2 separate regions of the Homo sapiens genome follow, and region 1 is linked to region 2. The links are chromatin loops, found by intact Hi-C in ENCODE. Cell type or tissue: PC-9. All regions are shown on one strand. Each heading gives the region's core, and the rest is flanking DNA. Links, peaks and the distances in the headings are about the cores only. Region 1 overlaps LOC112267858 (a long non-coding RNA gene). Region 2 overlaps VPS50 (VPS50 subunit of EARP/GARPII complex).

Region 1 (16,780 bases), core at 3,973-11,972, 1.0 Mb before region 2:
GTTTGTTAATTAACCAGAGCATGCCTAGAAAATATTCTCTCTACCATTTGCCTTCCCAGCATGGTTTCAGGAGCTGGGCTGGCAGAAGAAGTATTTGATACAGCCCTAACTCTCAAATGTGATACAGTTTTGGAGAGAAGCCGTCCTTGTTTTAAAGCATTGGAAAAGTGCTAATATAAGGTGTGGCAGCAATTCTGAAAGCAGTAGAAATCTAGTTTAGACTGAAGCAGTTAGGAAAGGCTTCCTGGAGGAGGCAGGCCTTATGCATTGGCAAACTCTTATTTCTTTGAGTGTAACTTGTGTTTGAAGGGCTTGCTTTGATAAAGTGGAAACTCTCTGGCTTTAAACTTCTATTACACTGGGCTTTCTCTCTAATTAATTTTTTATGGGTATAAATTATATCCCTTCAACTGCCGTGTTTGTTATTCAACAGACATGTTTAGAGCCTACTAAGTGGCCTGGCGCTATGGGTGCCCTTGTGAACTATTTGGTGTCTGCCTTTGAGAAAAATCATAGTATAATAGACAGAGGTTAGCTGGTATGCTTCCTTTTTTTTTTTTTTTTTGCTTTTAACCCAACTATAGTAAAAATTTCCACTTCTTGCTAAGCTATATATCAATTTTTTCCTCTCTTCAAGAAAAACGTCTTTTTAGGTTGATATATGGAAGATACTGGCAAAAATCACTTGGCCAGTAAGGCTCCTGAGGTACTGCTTGGTGGGGAAAGTTGAGGAATTATAAGGAGCATCTGTGGGGTGTGCACAGGAAGAGCCTATTTTAAGTTTACTGTCTAAGTAGGAGATGAATTTCCTTCCAGAAAGGGCTTCTCCTCCGCCTTCCACTGTAGAAGATGCTGATTGTTGAGAAGCTTCACTTGCAGCAGATTCTGGGCTCTTAGGTATAGAAGAACAAGGGATGACTGCTCCTTTTCATTTAGCACATATTTATCAGTCACCTACTATGTGCAAGGCACTAAGACAGATGTGGAGGATGCACAACAATGGCACAGGGTCTGCCCTCCACAAGCTTATATAGGTTGAGTATCCCTTATCTGAAATGCTTGGGACCAGGAGTGTTTGGGATTTCAAATTCTTTAGAATTTTAAAATATTTGCATATACCTAATGAAATGCCTTAGAAATGGGACCCAAGTCTAAACACGAAATTCATCTATGTTTCTTATGCACCTTATATACAGAGCCTGGAAGTAATCTTATGTAATATTTCAAAATAAATTTGTGCATGAAACAAGGTTTGGATTGCATTTTGATTTCAACTTATCACATAAGACCAAGTGTGGAATTTTCCACTGTGGTATCATGTTAGTGCTCAAAATGTTTTGGATTTTGGAGCATTTTGGATTTCAAATTTTTTTTTTATTAGAGATTCTCAACCTGTATTCTATTACAGACAATAAGTAAATAGAGAGATACATAAATAGCTCGTGTACTGATTATTGTTATGAAGAAAAACAAGCTGTGTAAAGCAGAGTAAGGGGGAATGAGAGAGAAAAGGAGAAGCAGTGCTATTTTGGATTGAGAAATCCACTCTGATGATGTGAAATTTGCACAGAGACATGAAGAAAGCAAGGAAATGAGGAGCATGTGGGTCAAGGAAGAAGCTCATTCCAGGAAAGCAAGAGACTTAATGAAGGCTAGGAACTTAGGCACTGTCCAACCGGCAGGTGCACAGATGACCCTCTGTAGGAGGCTGGCATGGCTAGTGGCTGATGGTGTGGCTGGAAGGGACAGCGGGGAGGGGGTGGCAGCAGCAACGTGTAATGTGGGACTCACAGAGGCACAGTACGAACCAGCCAGATGTCTCTTCTTAGCCATGCTGGCCGAATATCCCCTGCCTCATGGCGAGGACTTGATCTCTTACAGAGTTCTGACTCTGTTATCTCAAAAAGCCCTCTTGTCATTTTCAGGAAGTCCTGAGGTTGTTACTGCCTCTTGCTTATAAAAACCTTTACAGCTTCTTTTAGGGCACTTGGGAGAGTATCTCTTTCCTTCCCATGTCCCTTAGAGTCATGGAGAAACCAGTTCCTGCCACCTCCCAAGCTCATCTTGGACTGGGGTCACCCTCTCTTCCTCCGTTGCATTTCCTTCACCATGGCAATTTCCTCTGATTCCTCCTTTTTCTTCCTGATGCTTTTCAGACCCTCCTCATCAGCAAACCACATGGCTTGTTTCTGCTTCTGCTCCTGCTATAGGTCCTAATATTGGCACCCTTGACTCAGAAAGATCTTCCCAGGCCACCTAATACAAAAGTAGTTGCACCCTTCTCAACATTACCCTGCTTCCTTCATATCTCTTAATATTAACTTTCTTAATATTAATTTTCTTCATATTCACAAAATCTCAAAGGATCTCATATTTAATTGTTTATTAGATCTTGGCTTGTGTGATCAGGGACTTGCCTTGTTCACTGTTGTTCCCCTGAGGATCTGTCAGGATGCCTGCCATATGGGAGGAATCCTACATTAACTATAAATATTGGTGCATGAGAGAAAGAATATAGATGCCCTAAGTTTAACAGGTCCCAGAAAATGATCACAGTAAGGATTCTGGAGGGTAAAACTAAGTAAGCAGTTTCCTTAAAAAATCCTACCTTAACAAGGCTTACTTCTGTCTGGATGCTACATTATATCTTCCAAGTTTGATCCATTGACCCCTTTTTATTCCAATAGAGAGACTAATCTGGTTCAGACTATTTTCATTTTAATGTCTACCCCTAGTGTGTCTGAATGAATTAATACAGACCCAGCGTGGAACTGCTTGGAGAAACGGTACTGGCATTTTGAAACTGCAAGACTCTGATTTTGTTTAAACGATGCATTGTTCAGTCATTCATTGGATGACAATGTGAGAAATGATTTTTCCTGCCTTTGCTGTCAGGTGGTCTGATTCACTGAGATATAGAGGGGGCGGGGAGGGGTGCACCTATGGAGAGAGAATTGAACTATAAATGCACTGGTTTCTCTGGAATCAAGTAAAAAAAATAAAATTTGCTTTTGTGTTTATTCAGCTACTGGGAAAGAACACAGCTGTAATAATAATCCATGAAGGACAGACATTTGACTTGAATACTTTCTCACTTCTGTGAACTGTGATTTGAAGTGGGGACTACTTCCTGGCCTGCCTCTGGACTCAGGCTCTTGTCCCTTTGGAGTGGGGTCAGTTTTCCAGCAACGAATAAAACCTAGGGTGCCTGAATTTTCACCAGGGGAGGTGGGAGAGGAACACAGTCCAAAACAAGAGGCGGATTTTTTTCTTTTTTAAAGCAAGAGCCAGCACATTGAGACCTGTCTTTCAATTACCTCATTGAAAGAACAAATGTTACTACATTAAAAAATGACCTGTTTATAAATGGCAAAACGAATATAAAATAACTAAAAAGACAAACAGAGGTCCTGTTTTAGTGTAGGCAAACTGATGCACAGAGATCACCTGTATCCTCAACTCTAACTTTCTCATCTGCGTATATACCAACAGGAAAGTCTTTTCATCTGCTCTGGGAAAAAACAACAACAAAACCAAAACAGTAACAAAAGCCACACTGTTTGCTTATTTCATGTTTGAAGTAAAAGCCCTTCAGCTTCTAATTAGTCGCACCAAATGGTGTTTAACTTTAAAATGAAAGTTTTGTCATTATCGTGGGTTAATTTTGGTTGACCTTTGATCCTCCCTTCCTCAACTATTGCTGTAGATTACTGCACTGTCTGGTATGGTAGCCAGCAGCCACATGTGGCTATTTTAATTTAAATTAATTAAAATTTAAAACTTATTTGCTTAGACATCATCACCATTTTAAGTGTTCAGTAGCCACAAATAGCTACTGGCCACTGTACTGGACAGCACAGATATGGGGCACATACATCATCACTGAAAATTCTGTTGGGATTGTACTGCTCTAGAAACTAAAGGCATGAATTGGAAGACAGCATGGTACAAGAGAGTTTTCAAAGTATTTTCTAGCTGAGGGAATAATTTCTTGAACAAAATTGTGTATGGAAACTCAATACATACAAATGATAGTTATGGAGCTGCTCTTGCTAATGTCAACGTGGAGGGTTCTGGATCCCTGCGCATTTACCACCTATTCTAGCCCCTCAATCCCATGCCCAAACCCTCCAGGTCATCGGAGAGTAGAGGTTGAAGATCGCGAGTGCAGTTGGTAAGGTATCCTCCTCGGAGTGAGCACACCTGGGTTTGAATTTTGGCTCTTCCTCTTGCTAGTTTTGTGAACTTGGAGTTCTTGGAACTTTCTGAGAGTCAGTTTTCTTGTCTGTGGCATACATCAACTATCTCTGAAGGTTGTGAAGGCGGGTTGAATTTTCTCATTTCTCAGATGAGGAATTGAAGCTTGGCAGAACTGCATGCCCACCAGACGGCCACCCAGTGAGCGGAGGCCAGAGCTGGGACCAAACCCAGTCCTCTCTCAGTGCCATTTCACTCCACTGCTCTACAATTTCCTGTTCAAATTGAAATTTTTCAAGCCAAACTACTTTTTAAAAACCAGCTGTCTAGGTGTCACTTATGATTTTTTATTTCCTGGATCAATATAGCATGTGAATACTTCTAAATGTACTGAAGCAGAAGTTGCCACCCTTGAACTGGTAAATGCTGTTTGAGTAAGTCAAATCTTCTTTGATACCCTTCATACTTCTTTGATATGCTTCGTGCTCTTCTCTTTGCAGACGATGGAAAATAAAAACAACAAGCAAGTGAAACTCCCTGACTTATCAACCTTACTCAAGAAGTAAGTGGTATTTTTCAAAAATCCTCATTTTCAGTGGTGAGATTAGAAGCCAGCCTGATTGTGAGTTTGGAAAACACACTCCTGTTTCATGGGCTGAGCATGAACTCAGCTGGCCTGTGTGACCTCTGCCATTTCCAACAACAGCCGACCATCCAAGGACAATTTTGACAGATATAGGAGAAAGATGAGTGGTTCTCAATATTGAACTAACTATTAAATGATGTTAGCGTAGGATAACCAGGAATGGTGGGAATTTTATGATTATCAGAAAAATCCTTGCTGCAACTGAGATACTGATGGATTGCCTCTTGATACTCCCTAGTTCCTTCTTTCTTTCTCTAGATGGGAATTTCTGCCCTAGAGAGGTCTTGGAAACTTTCTCACCAGAAGAGCACAACTTGATGGCAGGAAGCTCCTGATGGAGGCCTGAAAATGGCCCTGAAAGGGATGCCAGGGGACCAGGGCTCCACTATTATCAGCGTGTGACTTTGGACAAGGATGTTAATGGCTCTGTGACTCAGTTACCTCTTCTGTACTTTGCTTAGGGGTCTATTGCTTTCCATTTTGTCTTTTTCATTTGTTAAATCCAATGATGTCACTGACAGTAAAAACTAGTAAATAGTAAAAAAAAAAAAAAAAAAAAGTAAAACCATGGCTTCTCTTTTGGAGATGGCATCCCCATGCTGCCTATCTTTTCTTACACTTACTCACAAATATTTTTGATGTACTTATAACTCAGGAAATACCTTCCGAGGCAAAAATGTGTGTGGATCAGTAGAGGTAGCAGCAGCAGTAGCTGCCAAGTGCCCTGATGGCCTGGAGTCAGATGGCTACATTGCACTCAGTTCTCCCATCTTCCATAGATACTGGATGTTATCCTTCAATGTTTGCCTTGAGCCAGATGGAGAGGAAAGAGGCAGAGTTAACTTGTCTTTCTATTTTCATTCTCCCAAATACAACTGATTTTTTACTCTACTCCTGGATACCTTTCTTATATCACAACTCTGATGATGTAACTTTTCTCAACCAAACTTTCAGGGGACCCTCTATGATCTCAGAATGAAACCCCAACTGTGTTGTATACATTTAACATGCATTCTACTTTCCTTCCTTCCTTACATTTTAGCTGCGTGGAATTCCTTGGCTTTCAATGTGGAAGAAAGTTTGTGGTCCTTGCCCCACCTCCCCTCCCCAAGGTTGCAAGAAGAGGGGGTTAGAATTGTGGCTTTCTTTAATTTGATCCAATGCTCCTTCCCCTGCAACTTCTGCTTCCATACAATTAATAACTATTTTCGAATCAATGAAATAACAATCATTCTTTAATACCTCAGTATAAACGATCTTATTAAAAGTTATGCAGCCTGGTCCAAAAATGGCACAGGACAGAGGATGGGGCCAGAATCTTTGCCAGGGCACTGCCAAGAAGGGCATGACCAGTGGAGACACTTGAGTGGATGGATGCTGTGTGTCCCAGAATATACATGGAGTTGAGGTACAGGCATGGCATTGAATATGAGTAGAGCAGTGCAGAAAGAAAGAAAGGAGCAAACTTCAGAAGCCTCACAAGTTTTCCTAGAGTCATCCCTGTGAGCTTCACAATCTAGCTGTCCTTAAGGAATGTTTCTTTTATGTGGAGCACTGCACACCTAAGACATTTTTAATGTTTTGCTCTGCCAAGTGCAGCTATAAGAAGGAATTTCCAGGTAGAGAAACAGAAGGATTGGAGAAAATTCTTAGAATCGTGCGTATAAGGCAATTCCGTTGCAGCATCATCTGCTGTGGTCCTTTGAGAAAACTAAGTGTTTATTTCCATGATTTAAAATCAAGTCAGTCTTTATCTAGGGTTTGGGAAGGCTTACATTGGCTCAGGACCAAAATGAAGATAGGACTAGAACTTTCCCAAGAATGTACGAATAAATGTATGTGTGAGTTTCAAGTTGCACTGGCAACACTTTGGAGAAGTTAGCACTTCAGAATCATGAGGATTGTTTAAGCTGTCATCCCATTGGCTGGCTGTGTGGAAGTTACCCATTGTATGGAAGGTGACCCTGACTAGACCTTGTACAGTCCCTTAAGATAGATTAATAGTGAAGTCCTCTAACATGTTTTCTGAACCTGTCAATGAAAGAAGAGAGAGATGCCTACCAGTGCAGAGGAAAGGAGTGGATATATCTTAAGTCTTTGTTATTTCTGTCATGCAGATGACTCAGGTATAAAAACTAGAAATTCTTCCTAATGTGGATTAGGGAACTCAGGCTTCACAGTATAAGCCAAACAAAAAAAAGTTTCATCACCAACAAACTGTCCTACCAGTTGGTGGCACCGTTATCCACATCCTTTGTTCCCCAAGGCAATACTGATGATAAGGCTACATTCAGTGACATTTAGTGAAACTGACTGCTGTGAGGGCTCTTTATAAACTTGCACCAGAAGTACATCTCTTTTAGTTTATTTTTAGGTTATGATAATAGGTGCAAGGCTTTACAGCTAAAGGATTCCTCTCTTATATAGTTATTTCCAGTAGTATGAATAATAGATATTCTAGTGGTAATAGTACTGGTAGCAAAAACTACTCTTCTGCTGCTAGGATTCTATGAATCCTACTACTTTTACTTCAGTTACTCCTATTATTGTTATATCACTAATTGTGCAGGTTTTGTGTCAGGGCTTTTGATACACGATGTTTAATGCTTATAGTCATTCTGTGAGGTGTGTAATATTATTCTTACTTTATAGAAGAGGAAACTGAAGTTCAGAAAGATTGATGTATCCACACAAATAAATTGCTGACTTGGAATTTGATCTTAGATGCATCTGCCTCCAAAGCTCACACTTTTGCATCACATTTTGTCTTTCATCTGCCCTTCATAATATGGCCATTGCTCCATAATCCCTGTCTTCAGAAGATATGCACAGCTCAAGGACTGTGAACTTCAAAGGGCTCTGCCGGAAGTCCAGATGGTTGTCCAAAAATGGCCTGTTTCCTTTGTGTTCACTGGCTTGTCTTGAATGCGTCAAAGTTATCTTAATGTCATTTCAAAGGCAATTGAGGGAGCATCCATGGAGATAAATTGTGCCTGCAGCCTGTTGCTGAATGCATATTAAGTTCTATTCATGGATTTCCTAGCAACCAGAGCTCTGTGACGCATGGAGTCAGTGAGCTTGCGTTGTACTTATGTAGAGAAATTAAATCACTTGGATTTTATTATTAATATTTTTAGAAAGCCTCACTAGATTAGCTGTTTGAAATGCATTGTTATCTGAGTTCCTGTCAGCAGCTGGTCCCAGTCACATCTGAAATCATTGAGGACTCTAATTTTCACAAACGCTCCAGTGAGAGATTATCTCCATTTATATATATTTACAATTAAGTATTTAGTTGGGAAATAAGGAAATTAAAAAAAGGAAAGTTGCTCTAGCAGCTTGTGATCTAGGCAAAGTTCTAAAACTTGATACAAACATAACATAAATAAGCAGCAAGCATCCTGGTGAGAAGAGACAACTGGGCTCCTTTGCTTCAAAGGGACGTGGTGAAGTGGAAGAACATAATTTTAGTAAACCTAGTTCTTCACAAGACATTTCATAAGGGTGAAATATTTTTCATTTTAGGGTTCACCGAATATACTGCTTTACAGGCTTAGAAAATTGACACATTTCTTCTTCATAGTCCCAACCAGCCTAAAGTGCTGCAGACATCTCACAAGTTTCTCTCAAGTTTTAATTTGTGTTTTATTGGACATACAAGTCAAATCTATGTGTGGTCTGCTGTAGTGGTATAAGTGTGGCATGCCAATGCATGGTCAAACACACACACACACACATACACATGCACACGCATAACTATTTAGGAATATCAAAAATTTAGGCATCTGATTCCTGAATTTATGTTCTTCATAGAAGGTACCTCTAAGACATTGAGATTTCTTAAAGAAACATCTTTGGGTTCAATATCCAAATGAACGTGACATATTTTAAAGTGGTCAATTTGAGAGAGTGACCACTTAATCCAGTGATTTTACTTTGCTTGGAATACTTTTAAAACTTCAATTTTAGAGTTGCCTTTAGTGGCACTTATTTTAAAAACAACATTAATGATGACAAATATTTTTCTTGAAAATACATTCTGTTTGTGCTCCTTGAGTGATGATTAAAACTGGAAATTAGCCATTAGTGTTTCCATTACCCACTATCAAAAAATATGAAAATGGGAACACATTTGGAGACACTAATGCATGAATCTCAAAATGAGCTTAGGTTGTCACAGTGAATGACGCACACAATGAAATGGTAATCTGAGGGATCAGTCCAACCCACCAGTGCCTTTGATGTGGTAAAGTCATCAGAAGAAGAGTTCCTTTACGTTAGTGGAGTTGCTTATATGATTGTCATGGCAAACGTAGAGTATTTCCAGTTAACAATGGGAACCAGAAAGGTAAACTGAAGGTTTTCACAAATGCTTAAGACTACACTCTCATTGAATACTTGGAACCAAAAAATTAAAAAGTACATTCCATCAAATCTCTATAAAATTATCTAAATTTTCTCTGCTACAGCTATTTGTTTTTCATAGAAGCAGTATATGTAAGTAAACATCAAGGTATTTGTTACCTACATGTTTTACCCATATCTTAATTATCTCCGAAATTGTTTGAAGAGTCTTAAAATCTCTAAGAAAAGGGCAAATAGATAAGCAGAGTGACATAGGACAATACTTATACTAGAAAATATAAAAACTTTCTAGCAGTCAAGGTTTCTAGGAGATCATTGTAGGTTACCTAATCTCATAATCTTATGTGAATAAGCATTTCAGTTCCTCAAGAGCACCAAAAGGAAGTCTCCTTGAGGGTTTTTGTATAACTCATATTGAACTATATAATTTTCAGAATCTTTGCCAGAAATTTTACAAAAATTAGAGTTTTTCTTATAAAGTTGTTTCTTATATAGACAGTTGACAAAAACAAGAGCATAATGAAACCAGCTCAATTGTCCCATAGAACTGATGTTTACAGTCTTTTAAAAATAAACATATAAATTGAAACTTACATTTGTCTTGTCTGAGTTTTTTCCTCAGGAAACCAACCCTCAGGTCTCCCAGACAGTATCAAGGAACTGGAACTCACCAGATCATCATATCCAGACAAGAAGCTAGACCCCTCATCCCCCATGATTTCCTTACCCCTCTCAAATTCCTGCTTACCCACATGTAGTTACATTCCTTCTTTCATATATAAACCCCCAATGTTCCTCTGCAGGGAGACAAATTTGAGACTGATCTCCCATCTCCTTGGCTGCAGCACCTGATGAAAACCTTCTTTCCTGGCAATCCTCATTGTCTCAGTGACTGGCTTTCTGTGTGGAGAGCAGGAGGACCCAGGCCAAACCCCTGATGTTTCAGTAACAATAATATTAAAAAAGAATTCAGCTAAGGCATAGATCTAGGTTCTTTGGGATAACTCTTGAATTTGACTTGTGCCACAAGCCATTTTGAACTCCAACTATGGTGGATGAGTATGCCAGACACGTGGACACATGATCTGAAGCCACAGTTAGTCAAAGCCTCTTGGTCATGGTGAGTTGAGGGTGTGAATTGCTCTCTGCTTCATTTCCATTGCCACCACATTTAGAAGCCTAATGTGCTCAAAGATTTCTTTGTAACATTAGTTGATAAAATGTGCCCCTTAGAGCCTCCACTGGGACCCCTGTGGTCATTGTGGGCTATCACAGCACTTACCCTGCTTATAGCCAGAAGGAATCCTATTCCACACATCACTTTTTCAAGTAAATTCATGTCTACAAAAGCAAATGGTTTGGAAACCACTTTTTTATAGGCTGATGTCAGTGGCTCATTTGTTCTTGGTGAGGAGTTTGGCATGAAGGCTTGCTTATTTAGAGAAATGAGCAGTTTTCAGATTTTCAAACACTTGTGCATTCTCCAAAATTGCTGATTATGCATGAATTTCATTTCAGTGTTAGTTTAATATTTCATATTAATGGCCACCTGTTGCCAGATGGGAAAGCAATGATGGTGTCCAATGAAGTATGCCCTTACAGTGGTACACATGGCTTACACAGGGCTGCTTTGGGAAAACAGACCTCTGCATATTTTCAGCAAAAATTAATTATTTTGAAATGGATGCACCAGTTTTCCTCCAAGTGGTTAAATGTCAATAAACTGGAAATAACTTGTCTTTTTAGGGACTTTTATGTTACTGCAAATTTGTGTGTGGGGTGCGTGTATGTGTGTATGTGTGTATTTTAGGCTGAAACAAGTGACCAAAGATGTCAACCATCTCTGACAATGTGCCAATTCAAAGGAACTTAAACAATTTTCAAAGAATGACTGATTCACATAGAATGCAATTTTGGATCTAAGTCATAATAGGAATTCTCTTTACTGCTGTCCTTGTAGCTTTTCTTTGACAGACTATATGGGAATAACTGAAAAAAATAATTCATTACTGAAATAAGGGAGTCTAGGAGATAGAATCTAGATGGTCTTGCTGATGGCAAGAGAAACTTGACCAAGATTTGCCAAAACTGACAGAAGAAACTAAGGGAAGACAGTGAAGACTAGTGTTTCTTTCACTAAAATTCTGAAATTTACCTACATCTTTTAGAAAATATTTTGTTTCAAAAAATCCATTAGAATTACTCAAAATTTCAAATCTTAATCAAAACCAAAGGATTTTTTCTTTTTATATGTAATACCACCAATTCTTTGAATATGTTGGTTGTTTTTACAATTTCCACCCTTTGATCCTTGTATTGTTAACATATAGAAATTACTTCACTACTTGTCTTAGCCTGAAAATATTCAGAATTGTGTATTCCTAAAAAAGTAAATTTAATTTAAGAATCTAAAATAAATAATATTTTATGTCACTAATCTCTTTGATAATCTTTGATAATTCCTATATCTCTAGTAAAAAGTTATAATTAGGTTATTACTATATTCTATTTTTCCTATTTTCACCTTATATTATTTCATTTATCTCCCTGAGTCATCATGGCCCACATGTGTGATTTAAAAATCTGCATAGTGTATATTCTTGTTAACAAATCTTATTTGCTTAGCCGTCCCAAGGTTTTCTTAAAATGAGGATTAAATGGCAATATTTATGAAGGGCTTAGTACTATATGTCTCATAATAAGTGCTAAATAAACATTTGTTAAATAGATAAACTGTCTTATTGTTGATAATTTTTCTTGCTTAATATTTTTGTATTATAAATAATACCTCACTGTCTTTAAATATTAAATTAAAATAAGGATTCTAGACTACTTCCTTGGCATATGATTCTTCAAATAGAAATACCAGGCAAAAGGCTCTGGTTGTTTTAAAAGCTTTTGCTTTGCATTATTTTCTAATTTATAGCAAATCTATGGATTATATATATTATATATATGGATTATATGTAGACACTAATAGTGCAATTAGTAATGTTTCTGTTTCTTCATGGTTCCACCAACTTTGGGTATTATAATTTTTACTTATTTTGCTAACTTATCAGGCATGTTTCTGGACAATTAAATTGCTGTACATGAAACTTCTGCAGCAGAATCACTTAGGATGTTTGTTAAAAATGTCAGAAATCTGGCTTTCTTGCAGGTCTACTCAAAGCATATCTTGAGGTAGGATTTGAAAATCCCAAGGTTGAACAAGTTTTCAAGGCAATTCTTAAGCACTCTAAAACTTCAGAACCACTTCCTTATAATTATCTCAATTTATTTTTCTTTAACCGAGAATAAAGCTTAGCATACTATTTTAGACTTGCAAGTACTGTAGGGAAATGGAAGGTTTTCATAGTAGTAAATGAATCTCTCAAATCTTTACTTTCCCTCCCCGCATCCCTCTGCACTTCTCTAATCTAAAACAGTGTGTGTGATTATCTCTCTTTTTTTAAATTTTATTATTATTATACTTTAAGTTTTAGGGTACATGTGCACAACGTGCAGGTTTGTTACATATGTATACATGTGCCATGTTGGTGTGCTGCGCCCATTAACTTGTCATTTAGCATTAGGTGTATCTCCTAATGCTATCCCTCCCCTCTCCCCTCACCCACAACAGTCCCCGGTGTGTGATGTTCCCCTTCCTGTGTCCATGTGTTCTCATTGTTCAATTCCCACCTATGAGTGAGAACATGCGGTGATTATCTCTTTTAAGCAAATTTGTTGCTTATGGTTTGATACATAAGTCCTTTTAGAGGACTAGATGTTACAAAAAACAAAATCTTACTATTTGAGGGAACATGCAAATTGCAATTGCATCTGATTTAGCTGTTACACATCCTGTTAGTATGCCCATACAAGCTACTGTTGGAAAATGAAATGGAAGATGTGGTCACGTGGTCATCAGAAATGATTGGCTATACCTTGGCAGAAAGAATGGTAGTTCTCTGGGGGAGAAATAGAAACACAATACCCTGGTTAAATAAAATAATTAAGACAATAAAATTGATCATAGACTTCTGATATATTTTATATACCAGGGTATGTTGTAATTCATTTATTAAGTTGTTTCAGTTTAATTCACTCTATCTCTGAAACATTCCTTTCATTTTTATGTTTATATGAGATCAGTTAAAAAAAGAAAAAAAAAGGTAGAAATAAATGTGTGGATAGACCAGGCTGAGGAAAGGTTCCGGAAATGAAGAAAGTTTAGCAATGAAAAGTGATTATAGTGGACTCAGAAAAAGTTAATGACATAAAAAATACTGATAAAAAAGTAGTTACAAAATCAATATATTCAGCAATTTTACTGTAGGTACAGCTGAAAAGTAGTGCTTTGCTTTCATTGCCTTTTATACAATTTTTCTCGCCAAATACACCCAGTCATGTGTAGAGTTAAACTAAAATGAAGGAAGATAGCAATGAAAGGGTAAACTATTGTTTCCCAACCTATAAAAACAGGAGGACACTCATTGTAAGTAAAATAAGAGAGATTTATTTAGGCAGGAGAATTTGAGAGGCCATTTTGAGAAATGGGATTAGACTATGGAGAAAAAAATGCAGGATTACATTTTTCTGGCCCTTACTAAGTATAGATGCACACAGGGAGTAGAAGGGAACTAACATTTTTCCAACACTTTGTGTGGATACACCCTGAGCTAGAGACTTTATACAAGTTTTCTCATTTACTTTTTCCAAAAAAAATTGGTGAGCAAATAATGGCATACACATTCAACATTCCAAACAAGGCATAAAATCTGAAGTATTTGGGAATCTTGCATATGTGGAGAGACACTTATCCTTTAACCTGATCCTTGGAGCTTTTTTTTTTTTTTTTAATATACTTTAAGTTCTGGGATACATGTGCAGAATGTGCAGGTTTGTTGCATAGGTATACCTATGTGGGTGGTTTGCTGCACAATCAACCCGTCATTTACATTAGGTATTTCTCCTAATGCTCTCCCTCCTTTAGCCCCCCACCCCCCGACAGGCCCCAGTGTGTGATGTTCCCTTCCCTGTGTCCATGTGTTCTCATTGGTCAACTCCCACTTATGAGTGAGAACATGCAGTGTTTGGTTTTCTGTTCTTATGTTAGTTTGCTGAGAATCATGGTTTCCAGCTTCATCCATGTCCCTGCAAAGGACATGAACTCACCCTTTTTATGGCTGCATAGTATTCCATGGTGTATATGTGCCACATTTTCTTTATCCAGTCTATCATTGATGGGCATTTGGGTTGGTTCCAAGTCTTTGCTATTGTAAACAGTGTTGCAATAAACATACATGTGCATGTGTCTTTATAGTAGGTTTATAATCCTTTGGGTTTGTATAGTAGGTTTATAATCCTTTGGGTATGTACCCAGTAATGGGATTGTTGGGTCGAATTCCTTGGAGCTTTTAATTTCCTTTCAATTCCCTATTTATCCCCTACCCTATGATTCTTCACGTCTTTTCATCCTCAGAAAATGTCAATATTATCAATAATTAGAGAGAGAGAGAGAGAGTACATACTGGATATATTATGTTTATCTTGTACCCTAATTTTTCACCAATATCTTTGGACCTCACTAAACATTTTCTACCATATCATTTTAATGGGTCCATTGTATTCTTATACATATACAGCAGTATGTTTAAATAGGAGACTTTAAAAATGTAGAGTCAGTTGAAACACAGTGGAAAAGCATTTTCCTGAATGAGGCATAAGCATTTCTTTTTCTGAACCTGTGTCCCCTTCCCCTACCTTGGCTTGATGGGAGACGACAGGTCACACAGCATTTCAATTTGTCTGTCTCTAAAATGTCTGTTTGTTACTCATCTCTCTTCAAGGCTTATGGTAATGTGTCATAGCCATATATTAGGCAAGCCATAAAAATGCAGATTTATCTAAATGACACTGATTTAGGCTTATACAATTTTAGAGGTAGAATAGGTTTTAGAAATTATCTAGGCTATCAACTGTATTTTATAGAAAAGATGACTGAGGCCCACGGAATTTAAGGGTAGAACCAAGATTAGAACCTGGTTCTCAAATCCTAGTCTCACGCTCATTCTATGTTATTGAAACCGCCTCTGCAAAATTATGACTGAGACAGTGTAAGACTTTGCCGACTCCATCTTGCTTCTAACCTCCAAGCTGTCCTTGTTCATCCCTGGGCATAGGCTGAACTAACTTTGGGAGAAACTTAGTTTGTAGTTCATAGTTTAAACAAAGACAGCCTTTCCCAAAGCAGATCTCCTTGTTGCCTGGGGACTAGACTAACATTAGCCACAAGATTAGAAATTATGGTTTAGGTGTCATGCACTGGAGGCTACAAGATTCTGACCCTCCCTAAATTGCTCCTAAGATCAGTGCTTGAGATCTTTTGCCGACCCTTCACTTGATGGATCAGCTGGCACCACCCAGATCTATAAACTGGCTCATCTGATCTTGTGGCCCCCACCCAGGAACTGACCCAGGAAGACAACTTCGACTCCCTATGATTTCAGCCCTGACCAATCAGCACTCCTGGCTCACTGGCTCCCCTCTACTCACCAAGTTATCCTTAAAAACTCTGCTCCCTGAATGCTAGGGGAGACTGATTTGAGTAATAATAAAACTCCGGTCTCCCGCACAGCCGGCTCTGTGTGAATTACTCTTTCTCCATTGCCACTCCCCTGTCTTGATGAATTGGCTCTGTCTAGGCAGTGGGCAAGGTGAACCCCTTGGGCAGTTACATTATCACGACTGATTTCCAAAGAGATAATTTTTTCTGGACAGTGAAATAATAATAATCTTGCCTTTCATTTGTATTATATTTTAAAATCCATTATATTCTCTGACTGGATTCTCTTAACAATCCTCTGAGGTAAGCCTCATGATCCTCTTTTTTACCCATTAGGAACTAGGGCAAAGAAAGATTAACATGTCCCAAAGCATCATAGATAGTTACAGAGATGGCACAACTCATCGTGGTTACATCTTTCACGCCAGAGACTATGTTATGGCCTTTATGTGCATTATCTTGTTTTATCCTTGCTTGAGTGAGTAGCCCAGCTATTAGTAGCCTGGTTTTGCACATGAAGAAAAGAAATTTTAGTGAGGTTGAGGTTACCCATCTGGGATGCGACATATCCAGGATTCAAATATATGTTGCTAGAGGGGGTATAGCTCAGTGTTAGAGCATTTGACTGCAAATATAGGTTGCCAGACTTCAAAGCCCACACTCCTAATCACTTTATCATGTAGCATTTATTTGTTAGTTCAGTCTCATTTAATACTTTATTTATTTACCAAATAATTGTGAAGGTCCCATTTTGTTCCAGGCTCCATGCTAGGTGCCGGGAAAAAAACAAAAACAAAAACAAAAACAAAAAACAAGAAATAAGACATGGTCTTTGGTTGAGGAGGGGAAATTTTATATGTAAAAATATAACACAATGAGTGTTACAGGGACTTTGATAGAAAAATGTATAAGGTCAGGTGGGGACAATTTAGTTTATATCACTGATTTTTTAGCATTTTTTTTTTTGAGACACAGTTTCACTCCATTACCCAGGCTGGAGTGCAGTGGGGTAATCTTGGCTCACC
Region 2 (16,780 bases), core at 5,761-13,760:
AAAGGGAGTCACTGAGGTTAAATGATTTACTCAACATCATAATTAGTGACTACAATTCAGACTTTCTGAATCTCAGGGGGACATTAATTCTGAGAGAATACTCCATTACAGGGCCAGGCAAAGTGGCTTGCGGCTCTAATTCCAGTGCTTTGGGAGGCTGAGACAGGAGAATCGCTTGGGCCCCAGAGTTCAAGACCAGCCTGGGCAACAGTGAGATGTCATCTCTACAAAACGTTAAAAAAATAGCCAGACTAGTGGCACATGCCTGTAATCCCAACTACTCAGGAGGCTGAGGTGAGAGGATTATTTGAGTCCAGGAGGGAGAGGCTGCAGTGAGCCATGATCGTGCAATCGCACTCTAGCCTGGGCAACAGAGCAAGACCCTGTCTCAAAAAACAAAAAGGAATACTCAGTTACAAAACTATGGGTAGGGAAATCATACGTCTATGACAAGGAGCCTAAAGGTACTTACTAATCTAAAACAAAGTTCAAAGTTCTTTGATCACATTTAGGATTCCAGAGAGAAAATTCCAAGTTCTAGAAGTAAATCTACCAAGGTAACATAAGGAAAACCATACGCATTAAATTTTTAATGTAAATGCATCATTTGAATCAGTCATGTTAAATAACAAGATTTGTTTCTATGTTAATTGTTAGTTAAAACCATAAATCTGCAAACATTATACCTCTCTGTTGTGTTTCATCTAGAGTTTTGCCAGAAAGAAATGTGTTTTTTTTTTACTTACTGCAGCTTGCTGTTGTTTCAATTTGTCTCTATACGCCTCTAATTCTTGCAAATTGAGAACAGGTGGAAGCTTCTACAGAAAAAAATTCATGAAAGAAGAGGAAAAAATAAATTGTTTAATTTGGTTTCATTTACCTGGACCCTTCTGACTAGTGAACTACAAACTGTGCATACAAAACAGTGTCACATCCCACTGCCCTCCATGCCACCTGTCCTCCCAACCTCCCTCCTAGGTTCCAACCACAAAAGCCTATACATCTTTAGTACACAGCCCTCTGGTTCCACCCCTCATTCAGCCTTGTTACCCCCACTGCTGCTGCTCTGCCTTCTGAGAAACCCCACTACCACTGGGGACTCTGGACCCTAGGCCGACAGACACTGCTGCCACGGCCTGTGACAGGAGAATGTGAGACAGTAACTAACCTAACCCCAACTCTACCATCCACAGATATATCTCTATTTGTTTATGATAGAACTCAAAACAGATTTCTCCTCTGGAATATTACAAACCATAAGTACTACTGTGTGACAGTTGTTGGACTACATTCTGGATTACATCAGCTTTCAGAGGACAGTATGGGAAACTAACCAAAAAATGCATACCATATACAGGGAAACAATCTCAGTCAACTGACTGATGAAACTTCAAACTGAGCTGGGGACTGACTGTGAATAATGCATATAAAGTATATATGCATACAGCATTTGGTTGTATCTAAGACTAAATTTCACTATTCTGACTTTCGTTAAAGTTCTTATAAATTTAAAATGTCAGTATTATAAACACTATGGCATAAGAATTTTTATCATCACTAAACAATTATGTAAATACATATTTTGTAATTAAAAGTCTGAGCTTCTCTAAACATAGATACTATAAAATAGGATAGAAACAGCATACTAACACATTAAATACTAACAATTGAAAACCAAAAATACAGAAATGTTTCCCTGAACGGTTGTATTTAAAGTTACATTCAAAAAATAATAATTTCATCGCCAAACAATGCTGACAGTTGATTTAATCACAATGTGGTAATCACAGACCTATTCTGGTACCAAAAATACATAAATGCCTCAAAAAAGTATTCAAATCTCATAAATCCAATCACTGAACAAAACAGGCCTTAGTTATGTTTTAATGAAATTCTGTTTACCTCCAGCTCATATTTAACAATATCAAATGAATCCACAGAAAAATATACTTGTTCAATACTATTAATAAGCTCTTGTTCAGCTTGAGGGTCACTTGGCTGTTCTCGAAGTTCCCTGAATTCTTCCTTTAAGAAAAAAAAATCACAATTATAGTAATTGTAGCTGTTAAAATTATATCTGCATGGAAATAAATGATCATTTGTCTTAACAGTCACATCTACCTGGAACGATTCTGACCAAGGATACAAACCAACAGAAATCAGAAAAGTTCACAGGAAATTAGGAACTAGCCGACCATTAACACTAACAACTACAGAAGAAAACTAGCCAGTTTGAATATTTAGATTTTATTCTCAATTCCTTGCACATCAACAAGGTTGATAAAAATTTTAATGTCCAACAAAAGAAAAAAAAGTGACTACCTAAACATATCATACATACATATCACAGATATATAAATTTTACTATTTAATAATATTCTAAAATCTGTCTCACCACAGATAATAAGGGAAGAACACCTCAATAACTTCTGGGTCACAATCAACTTTGGAGTCCTGAATAGAAGACATCAACCCTGCTAAAAAAATCTCAGTACTCAGCTAAGAAACAGTGGCTCCAGAAAAGGTTCACAAATTTAGTTCTGTAATACTATGAGGCTTCCTTCAAAGTGGATTGCTGTTACAATTAATGATCTGATTATGAAGCTAAACTTCTCTATATGATAAAATGCTTTCTTTCTAATGATACAGAATGGAGGTTCTGTGGATTTGAAGAACAGCATGACAGACAAATCCCTAAACCCAATGTCAGCATCCCTATCCTATGCAATTTCACTGCATAATCAGATAAAGCTTCAGTTAACTAGTAAATTTTTACAATTCAGATACCCACTCCCCTGCCACACTAGTTAATCAAGACATTATAGACATATCACAAGTTAGCCATTTGATTTTTAATTCAAATTAACCTCAAATACATTTATATACACAAAAAGGAACTATTGTTTTAAATCATTTTCAGTAATTAAAATAACACAATAAAAATACTAAGGAAATGTACAAAAATTATCTGGTCAGTTAAAGAACAGTATATTTTTCTTTTTTCACTTTTTATGATACTTTGAGTTCTGGGGTACATGTGCAGAATGTGCAGGTTTGTTACATAGGTATACACATGCCATCGTGGTTTGCTGCACCCATCAACTCATCATCTACATTAGGTATTTCTCCTAATGCTATCCCTCCCCTAGCCCCCCACCCCCCAATAAGCCCCAGTGTGTGACGTTCCCCTCTATGTGTTCTCATTGTTCAACTCCCACTTATAAGTGAGAACATGCAGTGTTTGGTTTTCTATTCTTGTGTTAGTTTGCTGTGAATGACGCTTTCCAGCTTCATCCATGTACTTGCAAAGGACATGAACTCATCCTTTTTTATGGCTGCATATATTACAAGGTATATATGTGCCACATTTTCTTTATACAGTCTATCCTTGATGGGCATTTGGGTTGCTTCCAAGTCTCTGCTATTGTGAATAGTGCCGCAATAAACATGCGTGTGCATGTATCTGTATAGAATGATCTATAATCCTTTGGGTATATACCCAATAATGAGACTGCTCGGTCAAATGGTATTTCTAGTTCTAGATCCTTGAGGAATTGCCACACTGTCTTCCACAATGGTTGAACTAATTTACACTCCCAGCAACAGTGTAAAAGCATTCTTATTTCTCCACATCCTCTCCAGCATCTGTTGTTTCCTGACTTTTTAATGATCGCCATTCTAACTGGCGTGAAATGGTATCTCATTGTGGTTTTGATTTGGATTTCCCTAATGACCAGGGATGATGAGCTTTTTTTCATATGTTTGTTGGCTTCTTTTGAGAAGTGTCTGTTTATATCCCTCACCCACTTTTTGATGGGGTTGTTTTTTTCTTGTAAATTTGTTTAATTTCTTTGTAGATTCTGGATATTAGCTCTTTGTCAGATGGATAGATTGCAAACATTTTCTCCCATTCTGTAGGTTGCCTTTTCACTCTGATGGTAATTTCTTTTGCTGTGCAGAAGCTCTTTAGTTTAATCAGATCCCATTTGTCTATTTTGGTTTTTGTTGCCATTGCTTTTGGCATCTTAGTCATGAAGTCTTTGCCCATGCCTATGTCCTGAATGGTATTGCCTAGGTTTTCTTCTAGGGTTTTTATAGTTTTAGGTCTTACATTTAAGTCTTTAATCCATCTTGGGTTAACTTTTGTATAAGGTGTAAAGAAGGGATCCAGCTTTCTGCATATGGCTAGCCAATTTTCCCAGCACCATTTATTAAATAGGGACTCCTTTCCCCATTGCTTGTTTTTGTCAGGTTTGTGAAAGATCAAAGAACAGTATATTTTTCAAATAGAGACATTCTAGATTATTTTATTGCAGGGCATATTTTTTATTTGTAAGAAGAGCCTTGCTCAGATATCTTTTAGAGTTTAACTTATATTTTGTATTTGTAAAACTAACTATAAAATTATTCCCTATTAGTAATTTCAAGCCAAAAAAATAGAACAAATCTAAAACTCAAGAAAATGTTGACTGTTTAAATGTAAAGTTCCAATAAACTTAAAAGAGAAGGCAAACTCATAAATATCAAACCTGAATAATCAAATATGCTTGGAAAAGAAAATCCCTCTTCTGTGCTAACTCATAAAATACACCGAGAAAAAAAGGTCAATGACATAGCTATCACTGAGTCAGCGTGCAATCAGTTACTATGATTGCAGTAAGAAATCCAGGGTCCCAACAGTGGGAACTACATTCCTGAAGGGGTTTATCTACAACACAGGAATCCATTTAGCACCCTGGACAGTGGTGCTGCCGCACAGACTTGGTTAAAACTCACACGTGTGGAAGGGAAGGTTACCAACTAGCCTATCAACAGGCAGCCTCCATGCATCCAATTGAAATATGAAATGAAAGTCAGAAATGAAATGGAAGAGGAGGTCTGCACTTCCTGGAAATCTCTTTCCCTAAAAGTCCACAGGCATTTGAAATATCAGCTTCATATACTGTAAGCTGAGGGAGGGGAGGAAATGAGGCCCAAGTGAGGACATGGCAACACTGCCTCCCTAGGAATTCTGCAGTCTGCAGCAACATGAGCAAATAAATGCAGTTGATACCATTCAAGACAAAATATTTGAAGATTACAAAAACTGCTACGATTTTTTTAAATCAGAAATAGAGCCAAGCCAGAAATTCAAATAGACTGCAACAATTGAGTACTTTCATCTTAAAAGCATAAATGTCAATGACATATAACACCATGCTGAGGTTCTCCATATAGTACCTAATTGATTGATAAGAAGGTAAAGATACTTGGATTTTTAGCTGCAATTCCATCATTAACCCTCGGCAACTTAGTCTCTTCATGCCTAGTTTTTTTTTCACCTGTAAAGGGCAAACATGCATTCTCTCTCTCTCTTTCTCTCTCTCTCTCTCTGTGTCTCTCTCAAAATGACAGTGAAACAAATATCCGAAGTTATTAAGAATGCCAAAGAAAAAACATAATTTATAAGTATCTCACAAGTGTACATTTCAAAAACATGATGAATCTGTAAAAGGAGTACAATCTGTATATGTATGTCAAATGCTATTCTTTCCTAAAGAACTAAGCAATTAGTATCACAGAGAGCATACAACCCCATATAATTTCAAAGAACTGACATGGAACACCTGATACTCTGAAGTGTAAGAAACCTGGACTAAGGAAAGGAATAAAACCTAGAAAATCAGAAAAAGAAATGTAGCATACAAAATAGAATTAAATCTAAAACAAATGCCCCTATGTAATATTATTTCCCTATAAAATATCCTCTCCTTTAAAACAATTTCATAACTTCTATGTGAAAATATACATCTGAACTGGAACTTATTCAAACCCCCTTCTGATTAGAATCCCGATCACCGTGTTCTTTTTAGTCCCACTGAACTAGCAGTCTGTAAAGCTCTGCTTCTACCTAATCATTGTCCAAATGTTTCATCGCTGTTAGGGCTGCCTGCTCAATCAGACTGTACACTTCTTGAGAACTGAGATTTCTCTTCATTCTCCATCACGCTGCTCCACAGTGCCAAGGCACACCATAGATAATCACTGATCAAACTAAAATTAATTTACAGTTAATTGCAAAAAATGAATATAAGACAAAAGGAAAGGAAAAGACAATATGCTCTTGTTTCAATAGTCAAAATTTTCCACCAACTCTTAGTAAAACATTTCTTTCTTTTAATTAGAGATAACGATGTGAACTGATTTAGGAATATTTTACACATGTAAATTAGAAAAATAAACAGAAGCAACCAGATTGCCTATTCTTAACACAATTACTACATAATTTAATAGAAACTGATTCCCTAGGGTGGGAGATGTACAAAAATACATAATTCTTCACCTAAAATAGAACCAATACATAGGTGTGAGCCCAAATTTTACATAAACAAAATGAACAAAAAGTTTCCTATAAAAAAATTACAAGGCAAAATTGGGGGAAATGAATACCAAATGGAACTTCTTACACCATACTTAAACATATGATTTAAGAAAAAAATTATAATAATATTAGATATTCAAACTAAGTCTAGGATAAAATATTTCAGTCTTAAAAATGTTTAAAATATTTTTATAATAAATTTTATGTCACATAATAATTAATAAATACATAGTATCATTAATAGTGATATAAATGCTCTCTAAAACTTGAAAGTCCAAAAATAATTTGTCAACTACAGGCTACCAAATGTGCTGCCACACAACTTGCTGTCAATGGTAATCAACTAAGCAAAAAGTATTATCAGCATTACCCCAGAATTAAAGCTGGAGAAAAAAACTACAATTAAAGTAATGAATTGGAATAACAAAGAGGAGAAAACAAAAGCATAAAAGGCAAAAAATGAACAAATCAAATCTCTCTCCCATACTATCATTAGAAACTAACCTGCCTACTTTCAAAGCTCTATAACCTTATCTTCCCCTAAAAAACAAATTTCATTTAACAATTTTTTAAATTCCCATTATGTAAAAATTTCCCATACTAGGTCATACAGGAACGAAAATGAGTAAAATATAGCTCTTCCCTCAAACAGTTGTTAAAATAATAGGAGGGGTCAGATGAATAAGTAAGCAATGACAATGCACAGCAGAACATGAGGGTGATGCAAACAGAATGAAGGCATCAGACGGTGGGTTCACATCTGATGGAAGTGGTGGCATTTGGAAAATATGAGAGAATAGGTAGAATTTCAGATTTAGAAATTGGGAGAATAGGGTTACAAATATAAAGCAAAGCAAAAGTAAAAATATTGAATCGAGAAAGTGCACAACAGGTTAAAGCAATAAAGGGTGGCTTCCGCAGGATAGAAAAATGTCACAAGGGAGAGTCTGCATGTATGCCAAAAGACAAATGCAACAACTGAGATTTGTTTAAATTCAACATATTTTTTGTATATTAGAACCATATTTTCTTCACTAAAAGTAAAACATCTTAACACATATCACTGCCTCAGGTTAGGCTATATCAAAAACAGGCAAAAATATTCAATATTTTCTTAATGTAATAAACCAAGCAGAATTCAACGTTTTAGAGGCTGTGTTTTTCCAGCAGTCACAACATGCAATAAGGTTGCATATAATACCACCTAGTCTATTTTTCTATTTTGATCATGTCTGAGATAAAGCTACATGAACATGTACATAAATGTACATCAGAAATATAACTTTATGAAAAGTGAAGAAAAACAATCATATTAGAGATTTAAGTCAACATCTTTGATTTAGCAAAGCTACTTTTCCTCTCAATACAACAAAAAAGGTATTATGGGAATTGGGGATTCAGCTATGTAAAACAATTTGAGCCCTCAAATGTAAGGTATTATGATACATTCCCAGTATGTTTGTGGTTTCTAAGGAACTAGGCTATAACTTTACCAAAAAATTTTCCACTTAAGAGTTCATCACTCAAGGGAATATATTCAAGTTTAGGAGGAAAAAAAGAGAGACTACTAATTTTGTATTTAATCACTACTTTTAAATTATCTAAAATACCACACTAATTAAAAATACTAATCCAAATTCAGGGCTCTTAATTCTATTCACTTTTATAAAAAGTTATGACAGCTTAACAGTTTTCCTTACCATTATTAAACTCAATATTTTCTGCAATTTTGAAAAGTAATTTAACCTAATTTCTAAACCCACATAACAGCTTGGAATCTCATAATCTTCAGTACTAGTTTTTATTCAAACAAAAATATGAATGCAAATCTTTACTTCACAGGTCAGATTTCAAAACTCTGAAAAAAATATATAGAATAAAAAATGAAATGCACACCAACTCCTCTTTCTGTACTTAGCTCATTAGACCAGTCCACATTATACACCTGATTATATAACTCAGTGGCAGAATATAGTGCTTATATAGCTGATTATATAACTCAATGGCAGAATGCAGTGTATGTGTGTGTGTGTGTTGAGAAGGAAAGTGGAGAAATTTTACAAGCATGATTTGCGGTTTGCCACAGCAAATCTTTGATCAAAGACTTTTTTTTACTGTTTGCATTTCTTCATTCGTCAACATAAAAAATCTATTCTGTTATAGGGAAAACGGAAGCTATAATCTTACCAAAGTTAACATCACGTTAGGGCTCTAACTGAAAGCAAAAAAAAAAAGAAGCGTTTAGTGACCAAAATCTAAACAGAGCTAGAAGTAAGAACAAAACATGAAGTTTTCAATATTCAGTCAGTATTACAAAAGTCATTAATCACTGAACAGAAATAGATTTTATCTCTTTCCAAATGAAACAGGATTCAAAACTTATTTCAAGATCACAGATACCCTAAAACCACATGCCACGTAAGTTTATAATGAATGGCCAGATGTCTGATTACATGAGGAAATGGCACGTTCTCCTAAAATCCCACTAGAACAACAATAATAATCCGTCAAAGATAGCCGGTTCATCAGTTTCTGTGTGCATTTTAAATAAACTTATCTTTTAAAGCCTACCCTGTTTTTCTTCAGGCTTTTAGTGCCATCTAGTGGAATACTGTTGAAGTTACAATTTAAAAAGAGGTTTTGGGCAAAATGATTTATAGAACATTTTAATAAAAGGTTATTGGATCACATTTTAATCCAGCTTTATAACACAATCAAGTGATTAAGATGATGTATTTTAATATGTGTCACATGCCTGTCCTTTCTGGGGCTAACACTGAAGAAAAGACACATCATAAATCAAGATATACAGAGAAAAATCGAGTGTGTACATCTTAATTTTGTTTTTCTTTTGTTTTCGAACATCTCATCAGACACTTTCTCTAAAAGAAAACAATACTGTCTATTCTGAGAAAAGACAACATCACAGCACCTTCAATCCCAGTGCCTTTCACAGGTTCTTCCACCTTCCAAATCCAATAAAATCATCAATCTTAAATTCTGCTTTTTAAATGTCCTTCCAATGCAACCCTTCTCCATTTCCTATACCTTATGTTCCTGTTTTCTTCTTAATCAGTATCCTTGTCCCCAACCTCTACTCAACAACTCACCCCATAAAACTGTAATCTTTCTTAAAAAAATTAATCGCCAACTCTAAAAGATCCTGAATACATTTCTACCTACTCCACATCCTCTCCTAGCTGAACTCTGTTGTGCCTCTACTCCTCTGCAATTATCTATTTTTGCTTGTCTCCCCCACTCAGGTTGAGTTAGGAACAGTCTTGTACCTCTCTGCATCTTCAATGATTAGTAACTGCCTGGTTCCATAAGTGTTTGCCAAATGGACTGTATGAATGAACTTATATGATTTGCTATGAAAGAAGGGTTAAGAATCTCAAAGCATCTGAAGCTATGAGAAGCATAATTTCATTAATGGTTAAAAAGAACACAACTAAATACTGTTAGCCATGAGCACCTAAGAAAAACTCTTAAATGATTTTGCAGATCCATAGTTAGAGTCTCCCTTAGTACCACCTGCAGAAGACACCTGTCCTAAATGATACATAATCCTAAATTGAAAGTCTTTATCATGATCACTAAATAAATTCACCTAGTCATAAACCTCAATACTAATCCTCTCTAATACAGACACCAATATGCAAATCTTCTAACAAAAACTGCTCAAAAAATTATTTAGAATGTATATTTCTTGTGTCATATTTCTCCTACAAAAATTACAATATAGAAAGTATAAAACATTCGAGCAAAAAGGATTCCAAAAAAGTCTAGTTCAATAGCATCTTTTCACAAATGAAGAAACTGAGGCACAAAGCATTAAAATGACTTCCTTTCAACAAGCTGTATGTTTAAGTCAATACTTCAACCTATGTCTCTTGACTGTGATTCAAGCACACTCTCCACAAATTTTGGTAAAACTGTAAACCAAGCTCTGCAGTTAGCAGGTGGTTTTAGGATTCTTTTAATGGATTTTAAGAAGTCAAGTCAAATCGGTTTATCTGATTTCACAGAAGTACTAGAAACTCTAGAAAACATTCTGCTCAAATTCCTAGAATTTATATAAGTAGAAATGCTTCAGAGTAGGCAGGTACTCAATAAATATTTGTTGAATGGATGAAGTATAAAAAAATTATTTCTTATCCTTAAACAATTATATTATCAAATGTTGACTGCAACAGACATTTATTTTGTCACCTCATCCTATATTTTTCTTTCACGAAAAAAAATCAAAGGTAAACCAATCATGTAAAAGTAAAGACAGCTGAATCCCATTACTATTTATGAGTTAATTAAATTGAGGCCAAAAAAACCCCCTTATCATTAAAGAATACTATGAGGAGGCAATGCTTCACTAAAAACTCGTAAAACAATATTAGTATCAATACTCTTTTTCAGGTTCACATTGTGCCACTGTGGAAGTACTATGGAAAGTGTATATTAATAAAGGCTGGATGTAGATTTTATAAGGTTCTGAATACTGGTATTTTTACTTTTTAATCAGGGTTCAACAAATACTCTCAAACACAGTCCAAATAAGTTCTATAACTAATAACGTTGTGGCTCTACTATCATATATTATAACAAATACTAGTTGTATTCTTAATTCTTGTAACCAATTAAGTAAAATACCTTTCATGTTTAAATGGATTAACAAACTTAGAAAATACTACCTAATTTCTTATATCTTTAACTCTGCATGAAAATCCCACTAATTTGAAACATAACAGAATCCATTTCGAAGAATGAAATTTTAGGTCATTCTATCTTATTCTACAAAAATTCTCAGTAAAACTTCCAAACAATTTTTTAGAACAGTTCCTCTATTTCCTGTTGCTCCATTCTTGAGATAATATTCTCATCTTGGCCATTGGTTCCCAAACCTGGCTCTACACTGGAATTACCAGGGAATCTCTAAATATTACTGACACTTGCCTCCACCCAAAAACGGTGATTTAATTGGAATTGGCCATGGCCTGGGGACTGTTGATTCTAAATGTACAGCAAAGTTTGGGCACCACTGATCTTGGCTCTGAGCTATTTAAGCTAAAATTCCTGAAATCTGTCTAAAAGTTTCCTTTCCTCTAGCAAGTTCTGAAAAGAACCTTAAATGTTTTCTACTTTTCTATACTATTTTATCCACCCAAATTCCAAATTTCCAGTATATAGATTACCATTTGACTTGCATCTGCTCTTAAAATCGGGCACAGGATCAGATTGTCTATAAAATGCAGAAATTGTACCAGATGGTTTATACAGTTTCTTCCCACTTTGAATTTATATAGTTCTAAAATAAATAAATAAATAATACCATCTGGCTTATCAAGCACACCTAGTGCCCTTCAGTTCTCCTTCACTACCCTCCTTTTTCTAGCAAGTTGAAGCACATACAATTTGCCAATATTTGACCATTTTAAACTTAAACAGCCATCATTTATCCTAACATTTTTCTCCTACTTATCCTTTATACTGGAACCTTTTCATGTAACAGAACCCAAACTAACCTATTTCTTTCTTGAAAATGCCACTGAAATCTCTCAATTCCCTGTCCTAACTTAGAAAGATACTATGAAAAGAAAGGAGCCGATTCCTGAAGACCAGGCATATGTTTTTTAAAAGTTGTACCTACAGTTATAAGTGAGGCAGAGCTATTAAATGAAGTTAATGTTTATAAGTTTTCCATATAAGAATTAACAGTGACTACTTAAATAGCACAAATTGTTAAGTTCAAAGAGTACTCCCCTAAGCAAAACTAATGGGTACCTTGCTTTTTAAACCTAGAATATACTGTGAGAATTTTCTATGTTATATATATATATATATCACCAAGTTAAAAACCCAAGCTTCCAAATAATTTCTAGAGTATGATACCATTTTTAAAAGGTTGTATAACTTATAATACCATTATAAAAAGCTATACTGACTACTTCCTGTAAAATAACTGCCAATTTCAAGGAGTTTATCTCATCGCCCTGTTTCCTTCACAGTATTATAATCTGTAATCGCCTTACCCCTGCTTGAATGTAAGCTCGCTGTCTGACAGCAGGGAAGTTTTGACTTTTGGAGAGAACTTTTGTCTTTTCACTGCTATACTGCCAATCCCTAGAAAGTATCTCTAGCACATAGAAACTCAATAAATTTGTGGAATATGCATAGGGAAAAGACCAGTAGGCAATGTTAACCTTGACAGTGTTGGTGATTTTTGTGATTTTTTTTTTAAGATACCTTTTTCCGTTTACCATGTTTTCTGTTTAGAGCATACATTAATTTTATATTTAAAGCAAAAGTTATTTCAAAATAATCATTTGAATTAACATTTTCCATTTTGTTAAAATGCTTTTAATCTTAATTTTAAAAGATCTTAAAGATCTTCTTCAATTACATCAAATTTCAGGTCATCAAGAACTAGCAACAACATTAATTTCAAAGCAATTATACAAAAATAAATCATTAAAATATATGTGTTATGATCTAAGTATAAAGTCTTATCTAAATTGTGAAAAAATACTGAACATTAAAGCTACATCAAGCTATGCTGTGTAGGGAATTTCTGAATATGAGTCTTCTTAACTCCTGATCTCAGTACTGACTTCAAACCTCATCCAAAGACTCAGTTTACTGACTGGAGCTTTGCCACTCTCTGGACCCAGCAACTCTCATGTTCTCAGAACCACCCAGAAAGAAGGCAGAAGCTCTGCTCACCCTCCATCATTTGTTATGCTATAGGAGAACACAGAAAAAACAAACAGGCAGATGAAGCTTGTAGGGATTTCTTAGTGTAAGGTTAAATGTAAGCTTATAGCATCAATACATTTTTTACTATTAACTGTTTTATTATTTAACTAACTTAGCTTCTTAGTATGTGCTAAAGAGACCAGTGCTTTAGGCTTACTCTTCACCTGAACCATTTATATTTGCTGACCTTGTGATCCCAGACTGGCCACTCCACCCAAGGCCAGTTATCCTAAAAGTACAGACAGCACTGGTCACTGATGGAGCTAGGGGTGTACATTTAATAAGAAGACTTTGTAATGAGATCACCATATTCACTACCAACCAGTACTGGGAAAACATCATGGCTCATGGTGGAAACACAACAGAAAGTTCTTGTTAAGACTGTAATGTATTTTTTTAAAGAGGCTCACTCATCAATTTGACATTGATTCTGCAATATGTAATACAATCTAATTCAAGGTATGTTCATAATGCATGATAATCTTTTTCTTAACTCAAAGAAATAAAGAGAATTATTGTCAATTAATTAGGATTTATGGCTATCTCTTGTTTCCCAACCTTTTCATAGTCATTAATTTTTAATAACATTACATAAAACTATACGGAATGCTTTTCTTAAGTTTTTGTCTGAACCATTTCATGCAAAAGGGTTGGTTATAATTTTATTGCATTTGGAGAATATGTTTCAGCCTAACCCAAAATAAAAACAATGCAGTAAATACAAAATTCACTTTAGCAGGTAAGGCACCTGAAAGAGATGAGAAATCATCCTCCTAAGGAGCTGACACCGAGGTGTAAGGAGAGGCCTTAAACTGCTGATCAAGAGAAGCACACCCTGTGTATTCAAATGCCTGATGCAGAAAACAAACAGTATTTTCACGTATCACTCTCAAATTAAAAAATACAAAAACAGACATTCAGAAGTGCCAGCTTAATCTGTGATGGAGCAGCTATTCACATGGGCAGCTCCAAGCAGCAACACTCCAGAAAAACAGCAGGGATTTAACAATACTTAATAATTCCAAGGGGAATCTAGCTAGCTTTCAAATAACCTATATAAAATTTGTAAACTGAGAAATTCACGTGAATATCAGAGGATTAAAATCTAAAATACCTACAATCTAGGAGATAAGTTATACAATTCAGTATAAATACTATGGTTTAGATGCTTTTTCAAAAACCTCTGCTCCACAACAAAAATATAATCATGATTTTTGGCACAGAATGTTAGGAGTATAAAAAGTCAGTAGTCAACTATTTCACTTTATTTCTACAAATTACAGCAGATAAATCAATGAGAGAGAGAGAGAGAGAGAGTGTGTGTGTGTGTGTGTGTGTGTGTGTGTGTGCATACACATATATACAACTGCTTTCAGGCTAAGAATTTAATATAATAAATTCCAAATTTATCAAGTTTGCATTTTTTGCTTTGCTATAATGCATCATACATACTGCATCCCAACGTGTAATGAAACAAGCCCTACACCTACTATACAATAAAAATTTACCTAGCTTATCTTAACAACCATCTGCCTGTGGGAAAGAAAAGCTTCTGTGAATCAATTACTATCCAGAGGCAATCATATTTTCTTAAGGAAGTAAAAAGTCACGCTCACACGTGTAGCTCAATACCTTTCCAGGGACCCGGAGACTCTCTATGGCACCAAGATCACTGAGGCTTTCTTGAGGGCTTTTCAGACCCTTAAAAAAATAATAAGATGAGGAAAATTTTAATCATGCTGAAGAATTATAAAAGGATAGAATACACCTACTGAAACAGAAATGACCACTTTAAAAATAGAAATTTTCCTGCTTCAAAATATGGAAGATATATTCTAAAAGCAATCATCATTTAATACATATAGTACTATTATTAAATCAGAGAAGGGTGTACTTTTGGTATTTTAAAATAAAAGAGTATTATACGGCAACTTCACAACTAATGGTAGAAGTCCAACCCATCTATGATTTGAAAACAGCCAAAAGTAAAGAAACTTACATAACAAAAAGCATTCTATAAAAGCCACTTGTATATACAATAATAATTACTAAATCCATCAGGAAAAAAGTCCAAGCAATAGTATTATGATTCACAGATACAATATACTAACCAACTAAGCTAACATATAAGTAATCCCTTCATTTTACTTGATTATTTCCCACCAATGTATCCAATTCATGCTGCATAAATTAAGATTGAAGTCTCATATCTCACTGTCTTTTACCTGTCCTTTAGTTCTTTGGTGCCCTGTACTTTCTATATTCACATCAACTGAGGGATTCTGAAAGCTTTATTTGTACCAGGGGAAATTATTAAAATAGAAAGAAATCAGCAATTTACATTTTCTTTAAAATCCTCTTTTTAAAAATAGGCTATTCGAAGCAGACATTTAATGTCCCTGCAATATTAGTTTTTAGGCAAAATTAGCTATTATTAATTTGAGGAGAGATTTATGATACAAATTGTCCTTTAGGTGCCCTATATTGGGGATCCTTAGTAACCAAAATATATGGTATGCTTATGTTGACTATTTGAGACTCAGAGCAGAACTTGCTTATCTTTAAACTACAGAGATGTGTATTTTCTCTTCCCTGTTGTAAAATACCACTAGTCATATCTAAAATTTTTTATTACAAAGTGCTCTGCCTCAACCGCAAGTTTTCCATTACCCCCAGAATATCTAACCTACCCACCCTTCTCTCCCCGTCTCCCTCTCTCAGGCACACTTACCACTCCAAGAAATGAGAAAGCAATACATCACTTTCAGAATTATCTCCTCTACAAAGTCTTCCTAAATCCCTATGCTCCAAAGAACACAGTATTTCTCAGTATAACCCTTGGATCATGTCCATCAACACCACCCAGGGAACTTGTTAAAAGTAAGATTCCTAGGCCCTAAAATAAACCTAATGAATAGGTTTTTCTAGATTTGGGCCAGGAATGTGCATTTTCCCAAAACAATACCTCAGTAAGACATCTTCCAAGACAATACCTCAGCCAAAGTAGTAAAGTTTTAAATTTTAAATATATCTTTCTCTTCCAAACTTTAAGTCCTAAGGAAAGGGAGAGACAAAGTCCTATTTGCCTCTGCAGCCCAGTGGCTAGCAAAGTTCCAGAAACAGAGTAAACAACAAAGAAATGAGTAAATTATTAGGTAGAAGTCATTGGTCAGGCTCCAATCTCCCACAAATTAGCGCATTGTTCCCATGGGAACATGTAATTGACTGCAAAAAAATTTCTAGGAATGCTCGCTGGAAAAAAAAAAAAGGCCTAAGGAGGTTTAATATGCCTTTCAATGAGTGAGGGAGAAAAATAGTATGTTACTAGTCTTGGGCGGTTTGTTCTTCCCTGTCTCGAATTCTCACCAACAGTCATGAGGGAATAGCATCAAAACTGGTAAAGAAGGCAAGGCTGAGTTACCAAACTACACTTCTATATACATTATATATGCACACATGAAAGTAAAACTTCCCAATTTGATTCAAAATCATGACCACCCCTAAAATATATTTTTAAAATGTAATTGCCATGTCTTTTAAACAAACATTTTTCAAAGTACACATGCTCCTCGACTTACAATTGGGTTATGTTCCAATAAACCCATCATATGAGAACATATGGAAACATACAGAAGAAAACAGACACTGAGACTGCCTGAGGGTAGAGGG

The links. Hi-C counts contacts between places; a loop is a spot of excess contacts. Peaks named below come from ENCODE experiments on the same cell type or tissue, not always from the same donor. Only the 100,000 strongest peaks of a DNase experiment are listed, where the experiment ranks them.
Region 1: it touches region 2 in a loop (5-fold over the local background); 3 of 110 quality-filtered maps call a loop at or near these places.

Annotation. Positions count from the first base shown.
Region 1 is chr7:94,267,308-94,284,087 of GRCh38, reverse strand. It overlaps LOC112267858 (a long non-coding RNA gene), which reads left to right. Exons shown (of 4, transcript XR_001745273.2): 3 at 4,698-4,759; 4 at 5,102-7,561. Among named protein-coding and RNA genes, the nearest start is that of COL1A2-AS1, 120 kb to the left of the region's middle. In PC-9, for the core only: a CTCF peak has its summit at 7,045 (motif pointing right); no DNase peak of the experiment used is centred there.
Region 2 is chr7:93,237,898-93,254,677 of GRCh38, reverse strand. It overlaps VPS50 (VPS50 subunit of EARP/GARPII complex), which reads right to left. Exons shown (of 28, transcript NM_017667.4): 2 at 14,744-14,812; 3 at 1,903-2,025; 4 at 747-818. Among named protein-coding and RNA genes, the nearest start is that of VPS50, 14 kb to the right of the region's middle. In PC-9, for the core only: CTCF peaks have their summits at 8,763 and 8,970 (motif pointing left); no DNase peak of the experiment used is centred there.